2 separate regions of the Homo sapiens genome follow, and region 1 is linked to region 2. The links are chromatin loops, found by intact Hi-C in ENCODE. Cell type or tissue: pancreas. All regions are shown on one strand. Links, peaks and the distances in the headings refer to the core of each region. The heading gives the core; the rest is flanking DNA.

What was found. Peaks named below come from ENCODE experiments on the same cell type or tissue, not always from the same donor. Only the 100,000 strongest peaks of a DNase experiment are listed, where the experiment ranks them.
Region 1: a loop joins it to region 2, with 2.0 times the contacts of the local background. A loop is called at or near these places in 4 of 110 quality-filtered maps.

Annotation. Positions count from the first base shown.
Region 1 is chr5:149,649,781-149,662,765 of GRCh38, forward strand. No RefSeq gene overlaps it. Among named protein-coding and RNA genes, the nearest start is that of PPARGC1B, 74 kb to the right of the region's middle. RefSeq lists an enhancer at 6,399-6,568. In pancreas, for the core only: a CTCF peak has its summit at 6,980 (motif pointing right); no DNase peak of the experiment used is centred there; H3K27ac peaks cover 276 bases.
Region 2 is chr5:149,699,413-149,712,397 of GRCh38, forward strand. It overlaps LOC105378224 (a long non-coding RNA gene), which reads left to right and starts at 3,705. Exons shown (of 3, transcript XR_944405.3): 1 at 3,705-3,920; 2 at 4,533-4,649. In pancreas, for the core only: no CTCF peak of the experiment used is centred there; no DNase peak of the experiment used is centred there.

The DNA of each region.
Region 1 (12,985 bases), core at 3,233-11,232, 48 kb before region 2:
ATATTTGATATTTATAAATTATATAATATATAATATTTATAATATTAATATAATATATAATATTTGATATTTATAAATTATATAATATATAATATTTATAATATTTATATAATATAATATAAATATTATAAGTTGCAGTAAGCCAAGATCACGCCACTACACTCCAGCCTGGGTGACAGAGCAAGACTCTGTCTTAAATATAAATATAATATTATATATTATATATATTGTATAATATATATAATATATATTATATTATATAATATATATCTTATATATTATATATTATATAAGATATAATATTATATGTTATATATTATATATTATATAATATATTATATTATAATTATTATAATTATGTTATATAATTAATATTATATAATATATAATATGTATAATATTAATATAATATATAATATATAACATATAATATTTATATTAATATAATATATATTATATGATATATTATATAACATAATATTTATAATATTAATATAATATATAATATTTGATATTTATAAATTATATAATATATAATATTTATAATATTTATATAATATAATATAAATATTATATAAGATTTATATTATATAATAATTATATTACATATTAATATATAATTATATTAATATAATTAAAACAATATAATATATAATACATAATATATAATATATTATGTATTATATATTATATATTTTATATAATATTATATATTATTATATAATATATTAATAAATATATTATATATATTTATTATATAGTATAATATATTACATATTAATATAATAAATATATTAATTATATAATAAATATATTAATATAATATATTATATAATAAATATATTAATTAATATAATATATTATATATGTCTTAAATATATAACATATAATACATTACATATTATATATAATTATATTATATAATTATAGATAATACATATATTATCTATAATATATAATATATTATATATTTATATATAAATACATTTATATATTATATATGATAGATATATATAAATATATTTGTATATTTATATATGATAGATATATATAAATATATTTGTATATTTATATATGATAGATATATATAAATATATTTGTATATTTATATATGATAGATATATATTTGTATATTTATATATGATAGATATATATTTATATATTTATATATTATAGATATATATAAATTTATATATTTATATATTATAGATATATATAAATATATTTATATATTTATATATTATAGATATATAAATATATTTATATATTTATATATTATAGATATATATAAATATATTTATATATTTATATATTATAGATATATATAAATATATTTATATATTTATATATTATAGATATATAAATATATTTATATATTTATATATTATAGATATATATAAATATATTTATATATTTATATTTATTGATATATATAAATATATTTATATATTTATATATTATAGATATATATAAATATATTTATAGATTTATATATTATAGATATATATAAATATATTTATAGATTTATATATTATAGATATATATAAATATATTTATAGATTTATATATTATAGATATATATAAATATATTTATAGATTTATATATTATAGATATATATAAATATATTTATAGATTTATATATTATAGATATATATAAATATATTTATAGATTTATATATTATAGATATATATAAATATATTTATATATATTATAGATATATATAAATATATTTATATATTTATATATTATAGAGATATATAAATATATTTATATATTTATATATTATAGATGATATATAAACATATATATATATTTATATATTATAGATATATAAATATATTTATATATTTATATATATATAGCTGGTATTGAAAATGTCATCTCTCTTCCGGGACTCTCAATCAATGAGTCTGTCTGAGTCACTTAGTGCTATGGCTACGAGTTAGAGAGGACCCCAGTGCTACTGGCCAAAACAATAAGAGAAAATTTCTTATACTACACTCATAAATCCCAAAGTAGGATGGCCCAGGGTTAGTTAATTCACTGGCCCAATGCCATAGTCAAGGGCTCAGGTTCTTTCCATTTCTCTGCTCTGCCCTTCTCAGGTGTCAACTGGCTCTCAGGCTGACTCTCTTTTTGGTTACACATTGCTGCTGCAGTTCCAGACATGACCCCCAAATCTTATGGGGTCTCCTCCCCTGCCTCCTGAGGCATGTGACTTAGGCCTGTTCAATTATTGTGTTCAATGTCTCTTGCCATGGGACTTGATCTGAGATAGACAATAGCCCCAATCTGTTCCATGAGAGTCAGTTCCTAGGTCTTGGGCTCATAGTCTTGTGGGAGAGAAGTTTTATTTCCACTAGCTGCCAGATTTGAATCTGGAGTTTTCAGCAATTATTTTGTAGCTTCCTGGGGGGATATTGGTCTGAGAATGAAATTAACACAAGTGATAGAGATAGAGAAATCCTAAGCTGCTGGATCCAACTGGGTCTGAGGCTAGAAAATCCTGTATATTTCAGTCACATGAGCCAATCCCATTCTTGGTCAACCCAGTGGACATTGGCATTCTGCCCCTTTGCAACCCAAAGGTAACTAATATAGCATGTGTTTTTGAAAAAGCTAAACAGGTCTCCTTTGGCTGAGACAAGTATATGTAAAGGGGAGTAATGGGAGGTGAGATTGGGAAATTAGGCTGGAGCCACATCGTGAGGAGCCTGGACAAGTCTAAGGTGGGCCCCCCCAGTCTCTGAGACCACTGAAGGATCATGGATCTCCTGAGACCGGGTGATTACAGGAGTTTCCAAATGGGCTAAACTCTGCCTCTAGGGATCAGGTTAATGTTTTTGTAGCTGCTGATAAAGTAGAATTTTTGACTTGAAGTAAGACCCATTCTCTAGGCATACATTGTCCAGGGGAGAGTTGGGTGAGTTCTACATAGATATTTGGAAGACAGGAGCTGCTGGCATTTATTAACTGCTCCTAAGGGTCACAGATGGTGAGGGTGGGGAAAAACCCAATGCAACCAATGAGAAGGTCTGGAGATGCCATCAAGCGTGTCCACATCCCTCAAGTTGCTCAGGGTAGGCCATGGGCTAGCTAGAGAAAAGGGAAAGACATCACCTCCCTCTTTCCACAAGACCTACTTCTGTTAACGCAGCCTGAGATTGCATTCACTTTGGTGGCAGCACATCATGCACTTTTTTTTGGCCACCATTGACTGGACATGAGTTGCATTTAAATGAATGTCACAAATGCTGCCACTAAGTCATGTCTCCCCAGTCCCCTCAAGTCTCACCTTGAGAGAACTGCCTCCACCTTCAACTCCTTTTCAAGACTCTGTAAGTCAAAAATTAGCTCTCATTCTTTTCTCTTTAATAGCAGCAAAACAAAAACAACAAACAAACCCAAAACAAAACAGAAAAGCAAACTACATATTAACATACTTGGGTTAACCCCTCCAAATCATGCTCTAGTGTAGTCAGTGGATTTGTTCAAATCATCCTCTAGTATAGTCAGTGCATTCGTTCAAATCATCCTCTAGTATAGTCAGTGCATTTGTTCTTGACAGAGCCTCTAGGAATCCAGTTCTGTCCTCCCTCATTTACTCTCCTCCACCTGCATCCTCAGGGCCTTCCTCTATCTCACAACTGAGGTCTTCCTGCAAGTGTCTGACAAAAGAAAATGTTGCCCGGAACAGTACCAGAGACAAAGCCACTATTCCTTCTGGTTTTCTTCCAACCAAATCCAAATCAACAGATACATGCTTAATTCTTCATATACTCCATATACATGATCTCATCTATGTATTTACTTTCTGTGTGCAGACATTGGTCCGGTGCTTTACGAATGTTAACTCATTTAGTCCTCAAAACAACTCAGTAAGAGTTGTTATCCTCATTTGACAGAAGAAGACATTGAGGCACATATAGATTACATGGCCTTCCCAATGTCACAAAATTAGTAAGTGACAGAATGGTAACTTGAACCCAAGTAGTCTGCATTCTTAAACCTGTGCCAAGGGTTGGTAAACTTTTTCTGTAAAGGGCCAGTTACTATTTTAGACATTAAGTGTCATGAACAATTGATCACAACTCAGTCGCTGTAGTGCAAAGCAGCCATAGATAATACATAAGTGAATAGGTGTGACTGTATGCAATAATGCTGTATTTATGGCCACTGAAATCTGAAATTCGTATCATCTTCAGTGTCATAAAACTGTACCCTTCTTTTGATTTTCCCCCCAACTATTAAAAAATATAGAGTCCATTTTTAGTTCACAGGTCATATGAAAACAGGTGGCAGCCGGATTTGGCCTGCAGGCTCTACTTTGCTCACTCTGCTTTGTGCTGTGCGACTGCCCTCACCTGCTCCTTATAGCTCACCTCCTTATTATCTCCATCTCCAGATAAAGACGTGAAATTTCAAGAGGCTATGACTTACCCAAGGTTACCTAATGAGCAGGTTGGGGAGTTGGGATTTGCAACCAGGTTTGTCTTGTCTCCTGCAGGGGCAGGAGTGCTGGTGCAGGGGGGCAGGAAGCAGGGCTGAGCTGGGGGTTTCAGCACAGCCTAACTCGGCCTGAAGCCAACAGTCCACCAAGAGCTGGCAGAACCTCCCCTCCCTTCCCCTATCCTCCCCCTGCCCCCTGCAACCCCGAGAACTGAGTGCAGTAACCAGGGGCCTCTCTGCTCTGTTCTGCCACCATGGTCCCATTGTCACACCCTCCTGGGATTTGTAAGCAGCTGAAACGCTCTGCTTTCCAAGTCTGGAATCAGAGCCCCAGAAAAACCCAGAGGCCATCTTGACTTGGTCCATTCTTGCCAACCACAGCCATTAAGGAAGGGAAGACCTGGTTTAAAAGGGCCCTGAGCTGCCACCCGTGAAACACTTCAGCTCTGGTCCAGCCAAGTCTGGGAAAAGGTTGGGGAAAAGTGAGGGAGGGGAAGAGACAGAGAAACAGAAGGGGAGAGAGGAGAGAGAGAATAAGCAGAAGAGACGGTGACAAAGAGGCCACACACACCACACGCACACCACACACACCACACACCACACACACGCCACACACCACACACACACCACACACACACCACACACCACACACACCACACACCTCACACACACACACCACACCACACACACCACACACCACACACACACACCACACGCACACCACACACACCACGCACACCACACACACCACACACACCACACACCACACCACACACACACCACACACCGCACACACACACTGCACACACACACCTGCACACACACCACACACATACCACACACACCACACACCACACACACACCACACACCACACACACACCTCACACACACACCACACACACCACACACACACCTCACACACACCACACACACCTCACACACACCACACACACCACACACACACCTCACACACACACCACACACACACCACACACACCTCACACACACCGCACACACCTCACACACACCACACACACACCACACACACACCTCACACACACACCACACACACACACCACACACACACACAAACCACACACCACACACACACCACACACACACCACACACACCACACACCCCACACACACCAACCACACACACCCCCCACACACACACCACACACACCACACATGCACACCACCACACACCACACCACACACCACACACACACCACACACACCACACACACCCCACACACACACCACACACACCACACACACCACACACCACGCCACACACACCCCCCCACACACACCACACACACCACACATACACACCACACCACACACCACACACACCACACACCACACACACACCACACACACCCCACACACACCACACACCACACACACACATCCCACACACTCCACACACACACCATACTCCCATACACACACACCACACCCCACACACACACCACACATGCACACCACACCACACACACACACACCACACCACACACACACACACCACACCACACACACACCACACACCCAGAAAGAGATCCTTTAAGAGCTGTTTTTTTCTGGCCCGGAACCGTATTTCATTCTCCAACTCTGCAGACACAGAAAAGGCATTATTGCAGTAAAAAGTCTCCCCACATTATTTATTGTTAATACTTACCTACTTTGTCCTCTCTAGGTTTTTACAGCCTTAACTTCATTCAAAGCAGGCCCCTGGTGTGGGCAATGCAGAGGTTCTTTGCCTGAGGAGGGATGAGGAGCTCAGAGAGCTCCAGCAACTTGCTCAAGATTGCGCAGCAGGTTAATGGCCAAGTTGGGACCAAGGATCAAGACTACCGACTTCCAGTGCAGTGGGAGTCTCCTACAAACCATGTCCAGGATCAAAGCAGACGCTGAAGGGCAGAGGTTTTGTTTACCCTCTTCCCTTCAATTACTGAGTCCCTAAACTCCCTCTTTAATAAGGAAGTAACAGTGACCTAGTATATTTGAACTTGAGCAAGGCAGTGGACAAGCAGGTGCATGATATTCCCATGGTCAAGCATGATGGAAAACTGTGAGATGGATTCAAGGGCCGTCAGTAGAAGACTGGCACCCAAACAATTTTGGTGAATCGGTTTCCACATAGAAGGATGCTTTGCCCCATGATTTTTTATTCCTAAAATTTAATGACTTGAGCGTCTCTCCCACCTCTTCTTTATTTTAATTATTATTATTTATTTATTAGAGATGTGAGGCTTACTATGTTGCCCAGGTTCATCTTGAACTCCTGGCCTCAAGTGGTCCTCCCGCCTCAGCCTCCCACCACAGCCTCCTGAGTTGGTGGGATTACAGGCTTGACCTGCCACATCTGGCCCACCTTTTCTGAAAACGACTCTCTTCCCTAGTTGAGACCCTCCCTCTTAGGTTGTCTAGGATAGTTACTTACTTAGTCCAAAGGGGCACTGCTAGTTCCCATATCCTGAAGGACAAAAACCTAGGAAGCCTCATTAGGTGCCCTGCAGTTTCTGGCACTGCCACATGAGGGCACTGTTGAAAAGAAGCTACTCTGTTGCCTAGAGGCAGTCCCCTGAGACCATGTCTGTAAGCGCCTGGAAGATAACACCTGCAGGCCCAGGCCCAGGTGCAGTCTATACTCCCCACTATAGAAACCCGCTTTATTGATCCAGGCATGCTCCATTTGGCTGGTTCTCCATTTGTTACTCCGGGGGCTTTGGGAAAGGGAAAAGACATCTCCCACATAGCTATGGTCACTCCATTACACACTGAACATCTAGTGTTACAGCTCTTTTATTTATATACACGCTCAAACACAATTGTTTACACATTTACCAACAGTGCGCTAGGGTAGCTAGGTTGGGACCAGTTTCCAGGCTCAGTTACAAACTCTTCCTAGAAGCAGCAGCCTCCCAAGCTCTTGCTCTTTCTAGGCTGCACTAGTGGGCAGTTCTTGGTTTGGGACTGTACAGGACCGTTCCTCCTCCAGTAAACACCCCAGTTCCATTAAGGGAAAGTGTCTCCTCTCCCCACTGCCTTGGGAAAGGGGTCATTCTTGGCTCCTGCCTCCCACCGCTAGCCTCCTCCAATTGAAGGCAAAGGAGTCAGATCCTTCCTCTCCTCACCTTCTGGGCAAATCAGTGGGAAATGCATTATTTAAGATGCTATTTCCCAGGACTTTGACTATGCAAGGAGAGGGGAATGGTTTCTGGCCATTGTCTTTGTAGCAATAGCAGTTGTGGAGGGGCCATTTACAGCATCCTGACCTATGTCCCTGTTCAAGGCAGTGACTGCTTTTCCTGCTTCCTGCTTCTTGGCCCTTCAGAGTTTCCTTAATTTCTGCTAACCTGCGTCTGCTCTTCTAGTCTTTCAACAATTTTGTAAATTTCCATTGGTCTTCAAACAAAAACAATACCCCTTCTCTTTAGTTTCTGGTGCTTGCAGAACCCTGTCTGACAAACCCCAGAGAATCAAAGAAGTCTCTTCCTTTCTCACCTTTAAGATGTACATTTTGGGCTGGCCGTGGTGGCTCATGCTTGTAATCCCAGCACTTTGGGAGGCCAAGGCAGGCGGATTACTTGAGGTCAGGAGTTCAAGACCAGCCTGGCCAACATGGTGAAACCCATCTCTACTAAAAATACAAAACTTAGCTGGGCGTGGTGGTGCGCCTGTAATCCCAGCTACTCAGGAGGCTGAGGCAGGAGAATCGCTTGAACCTGGGAGGTGGAGGTTGCAGTGAGTGGAGATTGTGCCACTGCACTGGAGCCTGGGTGACAGAGTGAGAGACTGTGTCTCAAAAAACAAAAAACAATGTGACCCAATTCATTCTTCAGGAGGGTAGTTTGGGTCCCTTGCCCAAGGCAAATCTACACAGAGAGAGAGAGAGAGGGAATATGCAAAACTCCAAAATGTTAGCAGTGTTAGCCAGGGTGCTGAGATTATTGGAGTGTTTCATTTTCCCTTTTTGTTCATCTGTGTCCCTTGAAAATTTTTTTTGCCATGTCTATACACTCCATTGATGATTAAGAGTAACAACATATATGAGTGTGTTTCTTTAATTGTAATTAGAGAAACTGAGGCATTGAGAAAAGGTCAATAAGACCCTTTTTCATGCTAAAGAAGTGAGCCCCTGTCCCTGCAGGGACTGTCCTTGAGAAGGAGACTTGACTGGTATTCTGGCACTGCCTCTGCTGTTATCACCCCTCTGGTATGGGTGTATTTATTGACAGAGCCAGGGCTGATATCACAGTTGGCTTTGTTGTATGCATGACTCCAGGCAAGTCCTTGCCTCTCTTGGGCCCTGGGTCTTCCCATATAAACAAGGAGGGGATGGGACTAAGTGACCTTTCAGAGTTCTGCTGCTCAGTTCTGGGGCCTTGTTGAAGGTCATTGCCTGATGGAAGCAGCATCCAGGGGAGAAGCTGGAATCGCAGTCTCTGGGTGAAAAGGCGCTGGAGATGTCCCACATTGTCAGCGATCTCTGAGCTGCATATGAGAAAAATCCACCTCCAACTGGCTTAAGTAAAGAAGGAATGTGTTGGCTCATGCACCTGAAAAATTTAGATCTAGACTCAGGCTTGGCTGGATCCTGGGAATAAAAGGCTGTCATCAAAACTCGGTCTCTCTTAGTCTCTTCTGTTTTCCTTTGCCTGTTTTGCCTTCAGGCAGGCTCTTCCTAGACAAAGGCAGCGTGGCCACCAGCAGCGTCAGGTTCACACCTTGCCACCTTAACACCTTTTCCCAAGGGCTCCAGCAGAAGTCCCAGTGTTGACTGTCACTGGACTATATGAAGTGACATGCCCATCGCTGACCTGGTCACTCAGTGGAGCCAGGGTATAGATTGTATTGATTGGCCAGACCTAGCCCATGTGTCTGTCTCTGAAGTTAGGAGGTGGGTGAGTGTCATTTATATGTTTCGGTCTAAGGGTTAAGGAGGGGCAGTTCTCCAAAGGCACATCAGGAGCTGCTACCAGCTGGGGACAGGATGTTGGGAAGGAAAGAGCCCATAGAGGTCCACTCAGGTTCATGTCCATCTGTGTCAGTGAAGTGTGCTCCCCAGATTGGCAGCAGCCTCATCACTATCATCATATGGGAGCTTGTTAGAAATGCAAATTCACAGGTCAAGCCCTACAGGCAATTCTGATGCATGCTAAAGTTTGAAACCAGTGGATCTTGCCCCTGCTTCCATCAGAATCACCTGGGTTGAGAGTGGGCCCTACTCTCTCAACGAATTTTATCAGGAAAAGGGAGGGGACCAGTTCCAGTCATTAGTGTTTTTTGTTTGGTTTTTTGTTTTTGTTTTTGTTTTTGTTTTTGTTTTTTGAGACAAAGTCTCCCTCTATCGCCCAGGCTGGAGTACAGTGGTGCAATCATAGCTCAAACTCCTGGGCTCAAGCGATCCTCCCCCCTCAGCGTCCTGAGTAGCTGGGACCACAGGTGCATGCCACCATGCCAGGCTAATTTTTTTATTTTTTAATTTTGTAGACTACCTGGGCTAGTCTCAAACTCCTGCTTCAAGCAATCCTCCTGCCTGGCCTCCTAAGGCATTGGGATTACAGGCGTGAGCCAACACGCTGACCTGATGCTTTTAAAAATGTTGCCCCAAGTGATTCTAATGGAAGCCCAGCTTGAAAGAACAACTGAGCTCAACCAAACTCTTGTTCTCAACTATTTCTAACTTATGAAGTGGCGATAAACAAGGAAGTGGATGGTCCCTCTGCTGAGAACGACGGTTTATTAAAGGAACGACTTGGAAGATAGCAACTCAAGCCAAGGCAAATGAAGAGACAAAGCCAGGGACATATAATCCACTGAACTTTGTGGAATTTGAACCTGGAATTTCCTACCTTATGGCAAATCAATCTTTATACCCACACAGCTGATTCAGCCAAGAGGAGGAGAACTAGAGGAAAAAAATAATAGCCATGACTGAGTGCTTACTGCAAGTATATATCAGACAAAGTATTTATCTTATTTAAACCCACATGACCCTGTGAGGTAGGTAATCTTAAATAGGGATATAATCCTGTGAAGTAGGTAATATTAAATATCAAAGAGGAAGACAATGAGGATCAGAGGGTACATTAAATAGACCCTGGTGGCTGAGCTAGGATTTGAATCCTGGGCTGTTTTGAAAACCTTTATTCCTGCTCCATGTTGCCTTCTGGGAAAAGTCATGCTCTCTAGTTAGGAGTAGAGGGGCTTGCGGAGGAGTTTAGAGGTGACTCCTCTGATTCCACACATTTTTTGTTTGTTTGTTTTTGGAGACGGAGTCTCGCTCTGTCGCCCAGGCTGGAGTGCAGTGGCCCAATCTCGGCTCACTGCAAGCTCCACCTCCTGGGTTCACACCATTCTCCTGCCTCAGCCTCCTGAGTAGCTGGGACTACAGGCGCCCGCCACCACGCCTGGCTAATTTTTTGTATTTTTAGTAGAGATGGGGTTTCACCATACTAGCCAGGATGGTCTCAATCTCCTGACCTCGTGATCCACCCACCTCGGCCTCCCAAAGTGGTGGGGTTACAGGTGTGAGCCACCACGTCCAGCCTCCACACATTTTAAAGAAAGAGCACTAGCCTGAGATCAGAACCTGGGCTGCACTCACAGCCCCACTCCTACTTAGTTACATGACCTGGAACAGGTCATTTCTCTAGCTGGGGCCTCCCTAGCTGGGATCTCAGTCTTCCTTTCCGTACAACGGAAGGGCTTTAATTGACCCCTAAGGTCTTTTTCATTTCTGGATCATCCATTTGGATAATGCTATCAGGAAGTTTCCAGCAGTTCTGCTTTCTGGGATCCTAGGACCCAGAAATAGGTCCTGGGATCCTAGGACCTATTTTGAAATACTATTATGGTCCATCCTGACCAGGTGTCATAGTCAGTCTGCTGATTACTAAAGAATTACTCCCTAGACCAGTCGAGGGTTCCTAATTTTTTTTTCAAGGCTTAAAAGACCATACAGCTCAGACAGAAGGTCTAACAGTTGCAATTAAATCTTGGAGGACTAACAAGACACTGCAGAATTTTGTAGAGTCTCAGACCATATTTTCATCAGATAGGCTGCAAAAATCACAGTGCCCTGACTCCATCAATATTGATCAGTGCCTACTACATTCAGCTTTGTGCTGGGGACCATGGAAGACACGGAAGTGAAGGGGCAACACCCTAGTGCCAAGGAGGAGTGCCATGGGTGGGGGCATGGCCCCGTACTCAGCCTCACATTGATCAGGGAAATGCAAATTAAGACAAAATACTTTTTGCCACCAATGAAAGGGTTAATATCCGGGGCTGGCATAGATGTAGTGAAATGAGCACTTTCATACACTACTGGTAGAGTGTAAACTGGCACAGCTTTTTCAGAGGATAGATTATAAACCCCCCCTAAATTTTTAAGTACATAACTCTTTAATTCAGCAATTCCACTTCTAAGACTATCTTCAAGAAATGCTTGCTCTATTCACAAGGAAGCAAAACAAGAATGTTCATTGGTGTGTTGTGTGTTGTATGTATTTTTTGGAGATAGCCAAGATAGCATTCATTAGGGAATGGCTAAACTGGGCTATATTCATGCTCTGGCACTTTGCAGCATTTAACAAGCACAAAGAAGATCCCCATATAATGACACAAACAAATTTCCAAGATATATACATTTTAAAAAGCAACTCTCAGAACTCTCAGAAGAACTCTTAGGTCAGGCACGGTGACCCACACCTGTAATCCTAGCACTTTGGGAGGCCGAGGCGGGCGGATTGCTCCTGAGCTCAGGAGTTTGAGACCAGCCTGGGCAACATGGTGAAACCCCATCTCTACTAAAAGAAATACAAAAAATTAGCGGGGCGTGGTGGTGTGCGCCTGTAATCGCAGCTACTCAGGAGGCTGAGGCACAGGAATCACTTGAACCTGGGAGGCAGAGGTTGCAGTGAGCCAAAGATCACACCACTGTACTCCAACCTGGGCGACAGAGTGAGACTCTGTCTAAAAAACAAAAACAAACAAAAAAACCTGGCGCAGTGGCTCATGCCTGTAACCCCAGAATTTTGGGAGGCCAAGGCGGGCAGATCACCCGAGGTCGGGAGTTCAAGACCAGCCTGACCAACATGAAGAAACCCCGTGTCTACTAAAAATACAAAATTACCCGGGCGTGTAGTACATGCCTGTAATCCCAGCTACTCGGGAGGCTGAGGCAGGAGAATTGCTTGAACCTGGGAGGTGGAGGTTGCGGTGAGCTGAGATCGTGCCATTGCACTCCAGCCTGGGCAACAAGAGCAAGACTCCACCTCAAAAAAAGAAAAAAAAAGAATATATTTGGTTAAACACACACACACACACACACCCCTATCCACCCACCCCTGCCACATCCTCCCGCATACCACTATGAGATGCTGCTTCATACCTATTGGAATAGGTATAATAATAATTTTTTTAAAAAAGAGGCCAGGCTCAGTGGCTCACACCTGTAATCCCAACACTTTGGGAGGCCAAGGTGGGAGGATCACTTGAGCTCAGGAGGTTGAGACCA
Region 2 (12,985 bases), core at 1,668-9,667:
CATTTGAACTCAGGAGGTCTAGGCTGCAGTAAGTCAGGATCATGCCACTGCACTCCAGCCTGGGTGATAGAACAGGATCCTGTCTCTCCATCCCAAAAAATGTGTATGCGTATGCATTTGCAAATGTAAAGATACCCTCTACCAAAATGGCTGAAAAACAGCAAGAATGGTTTTCCCCAGGGAGGGCAACTGGTGATTAGACAGGAGAGAAAGAGAAGGAAACAGACATTTCACTGTATATACCCATCTACCCATCTCTCCATCTCTGTATCTTTTGTATTTGGTAGTATGTATATACTTTTTTTTTTTTTTTTTTCTGATGGAGTCGCCTCTGTTGCCCAGGCTGGAGTGCAGTGGCACAATCTTGGCTCACTGCAACCTCCGCCTCCCAGGTTCAAGCAAATCTCCTGCCTCAGCCTCCAGAGTAGATGGGATTACAGGCGCATGCCACCGCACCAGGCTAATTTTTGTATTTTTAGTAAAGATGGGGTTTCACCATGTTGCCCAGGCTGGTCTCAAACTCCTGAGCTCAAGCAATCTGCCCGCCTCAGCCTCCCAAAGTGCTGGTATTACAGGCGTGAGCCACTGCGCCCAGCTGTATGCATGTACTTTCAAAGACAGATATTTTTTTCCTCTGAGCACTTTCTTTATGTCACAAAAACAAAATTTCCAAAACAAAAAATTTGTTTGGTTTCCGCCCTATTTTTGTATTTACCAAATTTTTATAACAACAGATATTATTTAACAGTGCATAAAAGGCAGATATTACTTAACACACTCAAGTAAGACAGAAATGTTTAAAGTAAAAACAGAACACTCCTCCTTCCAGTTTTCTTTCAAAAGGAAAATATATTTATAATAAAATGTATTTTAAAATGAAATAAAGGTATCAGAAAAATGGTCTTTTTTTAAAAAAAACTTCTCTGTTGGTTTCCTTTCCCCTAAATTTTCTACAGTGCTATCTATTATTTCATGTTGGAAAATGTCTGTAATTAGCTGAGTCTTTAAACATAAAGCCATGGGTTTTAGGCAGCTGGTGAAGCCGCATTGGCCTGACCTTGACCTCCATGGAGCCCTGGACCCTTTGCCTCTGGCCCTGATCTCTGCAGCCTCCTTGGCCCAGACCCTGGGCCCTGCCAGTCCAGCTGTCTTCACGTGGCCTGCACAGACTGCCAAGCCACCAACCCTCAGGACTCCCTGTGGAGAACTAGGACGGGATGGGGGGCAGGGTGCTTCTGGATATTTTTCAAGGAGGGGCATGGGGGCTGTTTTGAAGCTATGTTTGCCCTATAAGCCAACTTTGATAGCGTATGGTAGACAAAGTTTTAAAAGAATTTTTTCTTCATGCTTTTATGTTAGATTGAACAAACATTACTTTGAAGAAGGGGGCAGCAGGTGCTGGGGGAACCTGATGGAGATTGAGAAGTGGGCCAGCCCCTGGACTACCCTCCCTGTCCCCACTGGTGTGGCCGTCACTGGAGGGACATTGATGTTCATCTGCCCATCTCCGCTCTGCAGAGGACAGAGGCAGACACAGGCTCTCCCATCTGCCTTGGGCCCAGACATGCCATTGGAAAACCCCCCTGGGGCCACTCACATGATGTGGGACTAAGAGTTTGGAGCTTTTCTCCTGGGACTCGTTTTCTGAGCCTTTCCCCATCCTGGCTTCTCTTCTCTGCTGTCCCCGCACGTCTGAGGTGATGCTAAGTCAGATTAAAGTGGGCCAGTCAGAAACATTTCCAAGGTCTGCTGGGGGCAGCTCCAGCAAGGTTCTTACTGTCTCCAGTAGCTACCCTATTACCTGAAATATATCCATTTAAGAACCATCTTATTTTTAATTTGTGTTTTTAAAAACCCCATAAGTTCATTTTCTCCCCTGAATTATGAAAATATATCACTGTGAAAAGTAGCAAAAAGTAGAAACAACCCCTCCCTCTCTGCTACCAAAAATGTCACAAAACACATACACCCAGTACCTTGAGAGGATCTCTAGTATTTTGGAGTATTTCTTTGAAGTCTTTAAAAATAAATATCAGAGTCATTTTTGTTATCATTGCTTAATATTGTGATTAGTCCATACATCAATGATCTTTTTTTTTTTTAAATAAAAACCATATCAACAGAAGCTTTTTTTTTTTTTTTTTTTTTTTTTTTGAGACAGGGTTTCACTTCCATTGCCCAGGCTGAATTGCAAGATTTCGGCTCACTGCAACCTCTGCCTCCCAGGCTCAGGTGATCCTCCCACCTCAGCCTCCTGAGTAGCTGGGACCACAGGTGCATGCCACCACACCCAGCGAATTTTTGTACTTTTTTGTAGAGACAGGATTTTGCCATGTTGCTCAGGCTGGTCTTGAACTCCTGAGCTCAAGTGCTCTGCCCACTTCAGCCTCCCAAAGTGCTGGGATTACAGGCATGAGCCACCATGCCCAACTAGAAGCTTTTTTTTTTTATGTTGCTATTAAGTGCTGGCTCTGATGTGCTACTAGCTCTGTAATTTGGGGTGTGTTAACCTCTCTGTGCCCCAGTTTTCTTATCTGCAAAATGAGGACAATACCAGTATCTATCCTACCGAGCTCCTGTAAGGATTTAATGAAATAGTGCAGGTAAAATGCTTTGCCAACAGCCACATTCAACAAATATTAGCAATTCATCTATTGCTAGCATGGACGAAGTTGAATTTTGCTTTTCAGCTAGGGTGAATAATCCAATGTTGAACACCTCTGTGTCTAGAGCCTCATCCATAGAGAGGATTAATTTCTTTCAAGAGATTCCTGGACATGGAGTTGCTGAACCAAAGGGTATAGGCCTTTTTTCTTTCTTTCTTTTTCTTTCTTTTTTTTTAAGACAATCTTCCTCTGTCACCCAGGCTGGAGTGCAATGGTGCGATCTCGGCTCATTACAACCTCTGCCTCCCGGGTTCAAGTGATTCTCCTGCCTCAGCCTCCTGAGTAGCTGGGACTACAGGCGCCTGCCACCACACCCAGCTGATTTTGCATTTTTAGTAGAGACGGGGTTTCACCATGTTGGTGAGGCTGGTCTCGAACTCCTGACCTCAAGCGATCTGCCTACCTCAGCCCCTCGAAGTGCTGGGATTATAGGCATGAGCCAGCATGCCTGGCCTTTTTTATTTTTATGGTTTTTTTTGTAGAGAGATGGTCTCACTAAGCTCTCCGGGGTGGTCTCTAGCGGTCCCCTCACCTTGCCCTCCCAAAGTGCTGGGATTATGCGTGAGAGCCACGGCTACTGGTCCCAGGCCTTTCTAAAGTTCTTGATATAGATTGCCATCAACACTCCTGCAGGAGAAGAAGACTCCTGGCGTTAAGTGTAACTCTGTCTTCTGAGTACAGGGCATTGAGTCTCTCTCCCTGACTCCAGCACACACAACGTTAGTGGATGTGAATTCAGACGGCTTCTCTCTCGGAACACGCCTGCCTAAGAGTTTGATAAGACATCTTGGCATCACAGCCGCCTGTTGGAATAACCCTGAGACCTCAGTTTCACTCTCTGTGAAACCTGGTCAAAGATCTTGCTCAAGGTGTGGCAAAGAGTAATCAATAACTAATGGCTGGGGCTGACTTTTGTTCTCCTGGTCATAAAAGACCTTTGAATTGCTTGGCCACTTTGGGTTTCTCAGGAAAAGTGATAACACTAAGCCAAAGTTCATCCCAGTTGGCCAGGCTGCCTCTCTCCAGCACCCACAAGGCTGGAGGGAGAGAGGGAATGACCACCGTCCCATGAGTGTTGGGCTGGGTTCACTGGGGTTAGGGTCACCAAGGGTAGGAGCCATTTCCCCATTGACCCACCTATGCATCACACCACAGAAATATCCCGGTGCTCTGTTTATCTCCCACCCCTCCCCCGACACAGCGGAAGGACGTAAGTTTTCACGCATAGTGGACAGAGGACTTAGACCGAATGAGGTGAGGCTTGGTCAGCCCTGATATGAGAAACACAGATCAAAACCAGACTTATCCCTCTGCTATCATCACCCAGCCACCCAACACCACTTCCCAGAATGACTCAATCGACATTTCCTGTACCCGAGCCTGGGATCTCCATTTTATTAAGCTTTCCGGAAGATGTTATCATCTAGCAAGTTTTTGAAGGAAGCATAGGACTATGCCTATCCCAGTGGTGTCTGCCCAGGTCTCCTCTGTGCTCAAACACCATGCAAGGCTTCCTCACTCCAGCCGGAAGCCTCAGCGCTTAGTGTGGTATTCTAGGCTTCAGTTCACCTGTACAGACCATCTCCCAGCTCTCCCTCACTCACTACCCACTGCAGCTACTCTGGGGTTCCTGGTGCTTGAATATGCTGTGGGCCTTTAGGAAGAGCAACCTTGCTCTTGTTATGCTGTTAACTTAATGAAATCCTCTCCAACATTTAAGGCCCAGCTCTGATGCTCCAACTCTAGAAGCCTCCCTTGATCCAGCCCTATCTAGAAGTGACCCCCTCAACTTTCCTCTGAGCTCCAATAGACTCTCCTCGTCTGGGCCCGCACGTAACTCTGGTCACTTTCCACCTTATTTTACAGATGTTGGTTGGCCTCATCTCCCCAAGCTGTCTAGAAGCTGCTTAAGGGCAGGCCCCACAACTGGTTGGTTCATCTCTATGTCCGCAGTGCAAAACGTCGCATCTCTTAAGGCAATTAGTAAGTGTGCTGTAATGAATTAATTCATGTCCACCATGACAAAGAGATACTGGTCCGAAACGTGAATTAAGTAGAGATAGCTTTATCTCTTCCTTTCCATTCTGGGTGCCTTTTATTTTATTTTCTTGCCTAATTGCCCCGGCAGGAAACTCAAGTACAATGTTGAATAGAAAAGGGGGGAATAGGTATCATCTTGTTCCTGGTCTTGGGGGAAGCACTTGGTCTTTCACCATTGAGTATGATTTAGTTGTGGGCTTTTTATAGATGCCCTCTACTAGGTTAAGGATATTCCCTTCTATTCCTATTTTGTTGAGTTTTATTATTATTATTATGAAGAAGTGTTGAATTTTGTCAAATGCTTTTTCCGCGTCTATTGAAATGATCATGTGGTTTTTGTCCTTTATTGTATTGACAAAGTGTATTACATTAATTGACATTTCAGATGTTAATCTTGCATTTCTGGGACATTTACCAGTTGGTCATGGTGTCTAATTCTTCTGATAAATTGCTGTGTTCTGCTTACTAGTATTTTGTTGAGATTTTTCTGTCTACATTCATAAATGAAATTGATCTGTGCTTTTTGTGTGATGTTTTGGTCTGATTTTTGTATCATAGTAATACTGGCTTCACAGGATAAGGTGGGAAGTGTTTCCTCCTCTTCTATTTTTTGGAAGTTTGTGAGGAATTCTTCAAAAATTTGGTAGAATGTACTAGTGAATTCTGGTCCTGGTCTTTTCTCTGTGGGTAGTTTTTTGATTACTAATTCCGTCTTTTTACTTGTTTCAAGTCATTCAGATGTTCTATTTCTTCCTGAAACAGTTTTACTACTTTATGGCTTTCCAGGAATTTGTCCATTTCATGTAAATTATCTAACTTGTTGGCATACAGTTGTTTATAGTAATCCTTTATAATCCATTTTATTTATATAAGGTCTGTAATAATCCCCCCTTTTTCATTCCTGATTTTAACAATTTGAATCTTCTCTCTTTTTTTCTTGATCCATCTAGATTAAGGTTTGTCAATTTTGTTAATCTTGTTGAATAACCAACTTTTAATTTCCTTGATTTTCTTGATATTTTTCTATCATCTATTTCATTAATTTTGGCTCTAAACTTTATTATTTCATTTCTTCTGCTTGTTCTAGGTTTAGTTTACTCTGCTTTTTTTCCAGTCTTAAGATTATTGATTAGAGATCTTTCTTCTTTTTTGTAATGTAGGTGTAAATTTCCCTCTAAGCACTGATTTGGCTGTATCCCAAGTGTTTTGATATATTTTGTCTTCATTTTTATTCATTGAAAAGATTTTCCTAATTTGCCTTGGAATTTTTTTTAATTCAATGATTCTTTAGGAGTGTGTTGTTTAATTTCCACATATTTGTGAATTTCCCAAATTTATTTCTGTCATTGATTTCTAATTTCACTCCATTGTTATTAGAGAACATACTATATATGATTTCAATCCTTTCAAATTTATTCAAATTTGTTTTATGACCTAGTATATGGTCTATCCTAGAGAAAGTTTCATGTACATTAGATGAGAATGTATACTATACTTTTGTTGATTGGAGTGGTCTGTAGATGTTTTTGAGGTCTAGCAGGTTTATAGTGGTGTTCAAAACTTCTGTTTCCTTGTTAATCTTCTGTGCCTCATAATTTTGTCTCTTCAATGCATTAGAAAATAAATGCTCCTTTCTTGTTTATTTATTTATTTTTATAGAGATTAGGGGGTATCACTATGTTGCCCAGGCTGGTCTCAAATTCCTGGGCTCAAAGTGATCCACCTGTCTGGGCCTCCCCAAATGCTGGGATTACAAGCGTGAGCCACTGTGCCCAGCCAATACATCTTTACAGATTAATTTGCTTGTTCCTTAGAGGTTTAGTTTTGGAGTCCTAACTATCGAGTTTGACTATCTAGACAAATGTAATTCTTCTTATAAGAACAAACTCTGTACTCCTCTGAGCTCTGGATGAATCTAACATATGAAATATTGGTTAAGGCTTGGAATGTAAAATCTTGGTGAAGAAGGGCTTTCTTACCTGATCCTCTTAGGGACATGTGATTCTTGAAGTGTGGTTCTAGATAAACCAGCCCTGAATCTGCTATTCAACCAAGCTGATGTTTTCTTCCTTCTCTCCTTTTCTCCTTGTTTCCTCCTTCTTTCTTCTCTCTTCTTCCCTCCTTCCCATACTTTTACTATCCTTTTTCCATCCAATCATTTATTTATACTTTTCTTCCTTTGTATCCATTCATTTGTCCTTTCCTTCTTCCTTCCTTCTTTCCTTTCTTCCCTTCTTCCTTGCTTCTTTTCTTCCTTCCTTTTTTTAATTCAGTTATTCATCCTATTCTCCATCCTTTCATCCATCTGTCCTTCTTTACTTCCGTCTATCTGTTCACCTTCCCTTACCTCCTCTCTTCTCTCACTGCCTTCTTTCATTTCTTTCCACTCTCCCTCCCTTCCTCCCATCTATCCACTCATCCATCCATTTTTAGCAATAAAGCACCAGACAGGACTCAAACTACCTGAAATAGCTGAGCTCGAAGTAGGTGTGGTGGTGGTGCTGGGGTGAAGGCCCCTGATTTCTAATTCTCATTTTCCTTCCAAGAATCTACAAAGTGCCTAATGGTGCTGCTTCACTCACAGACTTTTATAAAATACCTGTTGTGAGCCAGGCATAGTTCCTCGCACTGGGAATGAGTAAGGTCTAGTTGCTACTCCCAGGGACAGAGAATAACAGTACAGCCTGGAAAAACTGCAGTATGGCGGCCTCAAAGGCTGAGGAATAGGAACCTTCAGGGGGGCATTTGGAGAGGTTTTCTTGGAGAAATAGGTTTTTGGTCGAGCCTTGAATTATGAGCATTTATGTGAGAATCAAATGTAATAGCACATGAGATTATAAAATGTAAAAATGTCACAGAGAGGGAGTGACATTTATTGTTGAGACTTATGGTAAAAACCGCTTAAAGTAATAACAACTGGCCTGCATAGAAAAGGTATTTGTTAGAAGCATTAACAAATTCCTATGCAGTTTTTAAGACTGTAAGACAAATGTGCTGCTGGTGGAATCAGACACTCACAGAGTAGTGAGGCAGGGTAGAGGAGTACTTCAGAGCATGGGCTTTGGTATCAGACCCACCTGGCTCCAAGCCCTTCTGTCACTTGCTGTCCATGTGCTCATCTGTGGAATGGGGATGACAGTATAAGAGGATTAAATGGGATGGTACAGGTGGGGGTTGGTGGCACACAGTGAATGCTCTGTCAACGCCAGCTGCTACTGTTCATGAGAAAGGGGCTCAAAGGTCATCTGACTCCAGGTGGTATGGATTCATGTTTTCCTCCTGAAAAGGTGCTTTTTATCTGCTACCAAATAACCAAATATGTAATCTTGGGGAAATTACTTGTTTTTTCTTAGCCCTTCCTTGCCTTTTTTTTTTCAGTAAAATCTCTCAAGATCATAATGAGAAAAGCAAGATCTGGCTGGGCACGGTGGCTCATGCCTGTAATCCCAGCACTTTGGGAGGCCGAGGTGGGTGGATCACCAGAGGTCAGGAGGTCTAGACTAGCCTGGCCAACATGGTGAAACCCCATCTCTACTAAAAATACAAAAATTAGCTGGACCTGGTGTCCCACACCTGTAGTCCCAGCTACTTGGGAGTCTGAGGCAGGAGAATCGCTTGAACCCGGGAGGCAGAGGTTGCAGTGAGTTGAGATTGCACCACTGCACTCCAGCCTGGGCAACAGAGCGAGACTCAGTCTCAAAAACAATAAAAAGAAAGATCTGTTAAGGGAAAAGATATTTGAAAATTGAAAATTGCAAGCCAAAGATGTTCACCTCAGTATTGTTTATCATGGAGATGTAGGGAAATGGAAAAAGCATAGATAGACATCCCAAAATAGGGGACTATTAAATAAATTATGAAACTTCCTTCAGTGGAATCACAAGCAATGAAGAATTAGGTCCATGAAAGCCAAGGTTTTCTCCTTTTGTTGAATGGGGAACCCCTCAGCACCCAAAACAATGCTCGTCATATGGTAGGTGCTCAGTATTTATCAAAGAAACGAATGAACAAAGAAAAATTAACTGCCAAGAGGCATCCACCTGGCTGTTGTTTTGGTGCATGGGGTAGAAAAGTGGACTAGAAGAGCTAGGGTTGAGAGACTAAGGAGAGAGCAAGAAAGTTAAACTATCAAGAGCTGTCAAGTGGGATGTTTGAGGGTGTTTGTTGGATGCTGGGCTGTATGACTGTCTCCTCCATGTCCCACAAAGTCTTCAGTAAAATATACAGTGTCTGGCAGTGTTTTTGGAATTGCATGTGTGTTTTTAGGAGGTGAAATGAAATATAGAAGACTGGCTTCAATTGGAGAATACCATGGGCATCCAGTCACATCTGAGTATGATAATGTAGAAGAGTTTAATGACGTGGAAAGATGCTCACAATATATTGTTAAGGAAAATAATTGGGTACAGAAGGGGATGGGTAATTGCATCCCATTTTGGTTAAAATAGAAAAACATCTGCTCATGTCTGGATGGTGAGTTGAAGAAATATTTTTTCCTTTTTGTGAATTCATGCTTTAAACTTTTCTTTAATCAATATGTACTGCTTGTGAACTTGAAAATAACGTGAACTGTTGGATGAGCTTGAGCTGTCCTTATTGCATTTGACTGGTTGGTAAAGAAATTGAGCTAGGGTCAAGTGTCATTGTCAAGATCAAGCCAAGACTGAGTGGCCCATCAATTTATGGCCAGTTCAGTGACGTTTCTACTGGATTAGAAGGAAACAAGTAGTGTTTTCAGTGCCTTGGACCCCCAGCATCTGAAAGATCTGAAAGACTGGGCCATTCCTTCTTCCACTACCTCCCTTTTGCTAGAGTCCAGAGAACGATCATTGTCCAGGAGACTATCAATGGTTATAAGTATATTCCCTCTTCTCCATTTCAAAGGACACTCACTAGGTTTTCTTTTGTACTTCAGGTCAGTAACATGACCCTTGGGATCCTCTGGGAAGAGAATCATGTTAGCAGGATGGGCTGTGAAGCCTCCTGCAGATTAAGCCAGTTATAATCTGTGACTCATATCTGTAGATAGCAATTTTCTTACAGGTGTTTGTTGAGTGATAGGGACATACAGAGAGACAAGAGATAGAGGGGCAGCCCAGGTAACATACCAAAAAGCATAACTGTATAACCTGGAACTGAAAGAGACCTTTGACATCACCTAACTTGTGGCTGGGTGATCTGGGAAACAGGCTTGGGTTGTACAGCCAGGGCCAGAATGAGGTGGTTTTGCTTCCTAAACATCTCTCCATTTCATCCTTTCCTGCTCCTTCTCCCTACTCTGGCCTGCAGGGACGCCACAGCACTTCCCTAGCTGATCTTCTTTCAATCCAGAGCTATGTCACTAAAGGTTCTTTGAGCTTATGTTGAGGAATCTGGACTTAAATCTGGGGCAAGGAGACACCATGGAAGAATTTTTAGGCAGGAGCACAATGGGGTCATATCTGGATTTCAGGTGGCCACAGAAACCCTTTGTTTGTTGTGTACAGAATGGACCCAAGGCAGTTAGAGTAGACTCAGGGAGAGCAGTGAGGAGGCTGCTGTAATTGTCCAGGTGAGAGGAGGTGACAGCCTGGACCAGGGCTGTGGCAGTGGAGGTAAGTGGGTGGTCTCCCTGACTCCTCAAGCCTCTCATTGACCTCCACCTTTGGTGCTTATAGTCAGTATCCCCCAGTTTAATACCTAGTTCTGGGCTTCTATTGGTTAGGATATTTCAGATGTGATTGCATAGAAACCCACCTCAAACCAGCTTAACTCAGCATCATTGAGCCATGTCAGGCACATGATAGGTGTTTAGTAAACAATGAACCAGTAAATGAATGAATGACTTAATGAATGACTCTTGACTCCTGGACCATTGTTCTTTCTACTGTGCATAATACTGACTTTAAGCCTAAATTCCATAACCCTAAATTCCATAACCTCTAAAGACCATCTATTCTGGGCTTGCGCCCAACTCAGGAATGCCCCCTACAACATGCTTGACAGATACCCGTTTGGCTTGTCTTTGGAATTTTCCAAGGACAGAATATTCACTACCTCAAAAAGCCATTCAGATGAAAGAGTAAATAGATATATATATTTTTTGAAATATATAAATAAAGCTTTTGAAATAAAGCTTTTGAAAGCTTTATTGAAGTATAATTTACATATACCCATTTAAATATAAAGTTCAATGAGTTTGACAAACATATACAGTCCTGTAACTACCACTGCAAAGCCATTTTAGAATATTTCCATCATAGAGCTGAGCATGATAGTTTGCACCTGTAATCTCAGCTACTCAGGAGGCTGAGGATTGCTTGGACCCAGGAGGCTGAAGATTGCTTGGACCCAGGAGTTGGAGGCTGTAGTGAGCTATGATTGTGTCACTGCACTCCAGCCTGGACAACAGAGCAAGACCCTGTCTAACATTTCCATTGTGCCACAAAGTTTGTTTATATTCCCTTGCAGTTCGTCTGTTCTGTCCACTCCTGGTCTCTACTTTCTGTCCTTTTAATTTTGTGTTTTCTAAAACTTCATTTGAATGGAATCATTACTATGTGGTCTTGAATCGGGAATAGTTTACTTAGTATAATGTATTTGAGATTCATCTACGCTGTTGTGTCGGTAGTTTGTTCCCTTTTATTGCTGAGTAGTATTCCAATAAATGGGCATATCACAATTTGCTGATTCATTCACCAGTTGAAGGACATTTGTGTTGTTTCCAGTTTTGGCTATTGTTAACTGAGCTACTGTGAAAATTCACATATACATCCTTGAGTGGACATATTTTTTTCGTTTATCTTATATAAATACCTAGGGTGGGATTTCCGGGTACTATAAAAGATATATGTTTAATTTTATTAGGAAAAAACTGCCGAACTATTTTCCAAAGTGGTTATACCATTTTGCATTCCTGGCAATATGGTATGAGAGTTCCAGTTGTTCCACAACATCATAAGCACTTGGTATTGTCAGTTTTAACATTTTAGTCACCATAGGGAATGCGTAGTGCTTTCATATTGTGATTTTCTCATATATTCCCTTAATGACTAATGATATAGAGCATTTTCCATGTGCTTATTTGCTATTCCAACAAAATAGGTGTAACTTTAAGGCAATTCTTTCTGCTCTTAGAAATCTCCAAACTCTCTCTATTGATTCAATTCAGTTTAACAAATATTTACAGATGACTTACTCTATGTCATTTACTGCGAGGTCTGATGAGCCCAAGACGATTAAGATCCATCCCTGATCTTGATTTGTTTAGAGTCTCATGGGGGGAAACATACTTAAAAGAGAAACATTTCTCTTTAAAACTGTTAGTGGATTCATAGAGGTAAGCCCAGGACACAGGGAAAAACTGAGGAAGAGTACTCTACCCAGTCAACGGTGCTGGCAGGCGGTAGGGTGTGAGGAATGTTCACAGGAACGTCCACCCTGGCTCTGAACTGTGGCATCACAGAGGTACGGACTTGTTATCATTCATTCGTCACATACTCAATGAGCACCTAACGTGGACCAGATGCTGTGCTGGCCTGGGGAGGATGGGTATAAACCAGACAGACATTGTCCCTGTCTCAAGGATCTTACAAAGTGAGAACAAAAGTTCATTTCCTTTCCTTGTGGAAACATATTTTAAAAAAACTACCTAACTACTTATTATATATATAAAAAAAACCCTACCTATCAAAGAATTGCTAAGTGATTAGAAAACATAAAAACAGATTTATGCTAATTGTATGTTATATAATTTTACAGGGATGATTCATTATAATGTCTTTTATTTAAGACATAGGTATTTATTCAGTGCTCAGCTCCTTCACATGGATTATCTCACTGGGTCTACATGATCAATGAGAGAGATTAGATTGCTACCGTCTGAAACTGAGAGTCAGAGAGCTAAAAAAACTGGCCCAAAGGCACTCAAAAGTAGAACCAGTCTTTGAAGCAAAATCTTGGGACTTTAAGTTCAAATGCTACTTTGAATAATATCTGTACCATTGGCATATTTTTAGTACAATTTGAGGACTGAAGTACTAACTCTAAAATTACTAATTAAAATTAAGGTCCAAGGGATTATGGTTTGTGTTATTTTCCAAATATCTATCCAAATCCCCCATTGAGCCTATGAGGATATGGGGGTCCAGTGGGAATAGCCACATAGAGAGTCACAATCCAAGTCCAGGCCTCCTGACTCCATGCTGTTGCTTTGTGAGAGTGCTACCTCTCAGTGCTAACTTGTATGATCACTCCTGTTTATTTAGTCCATAGGCATTTGGAGCAGATGTGCTGCTGGA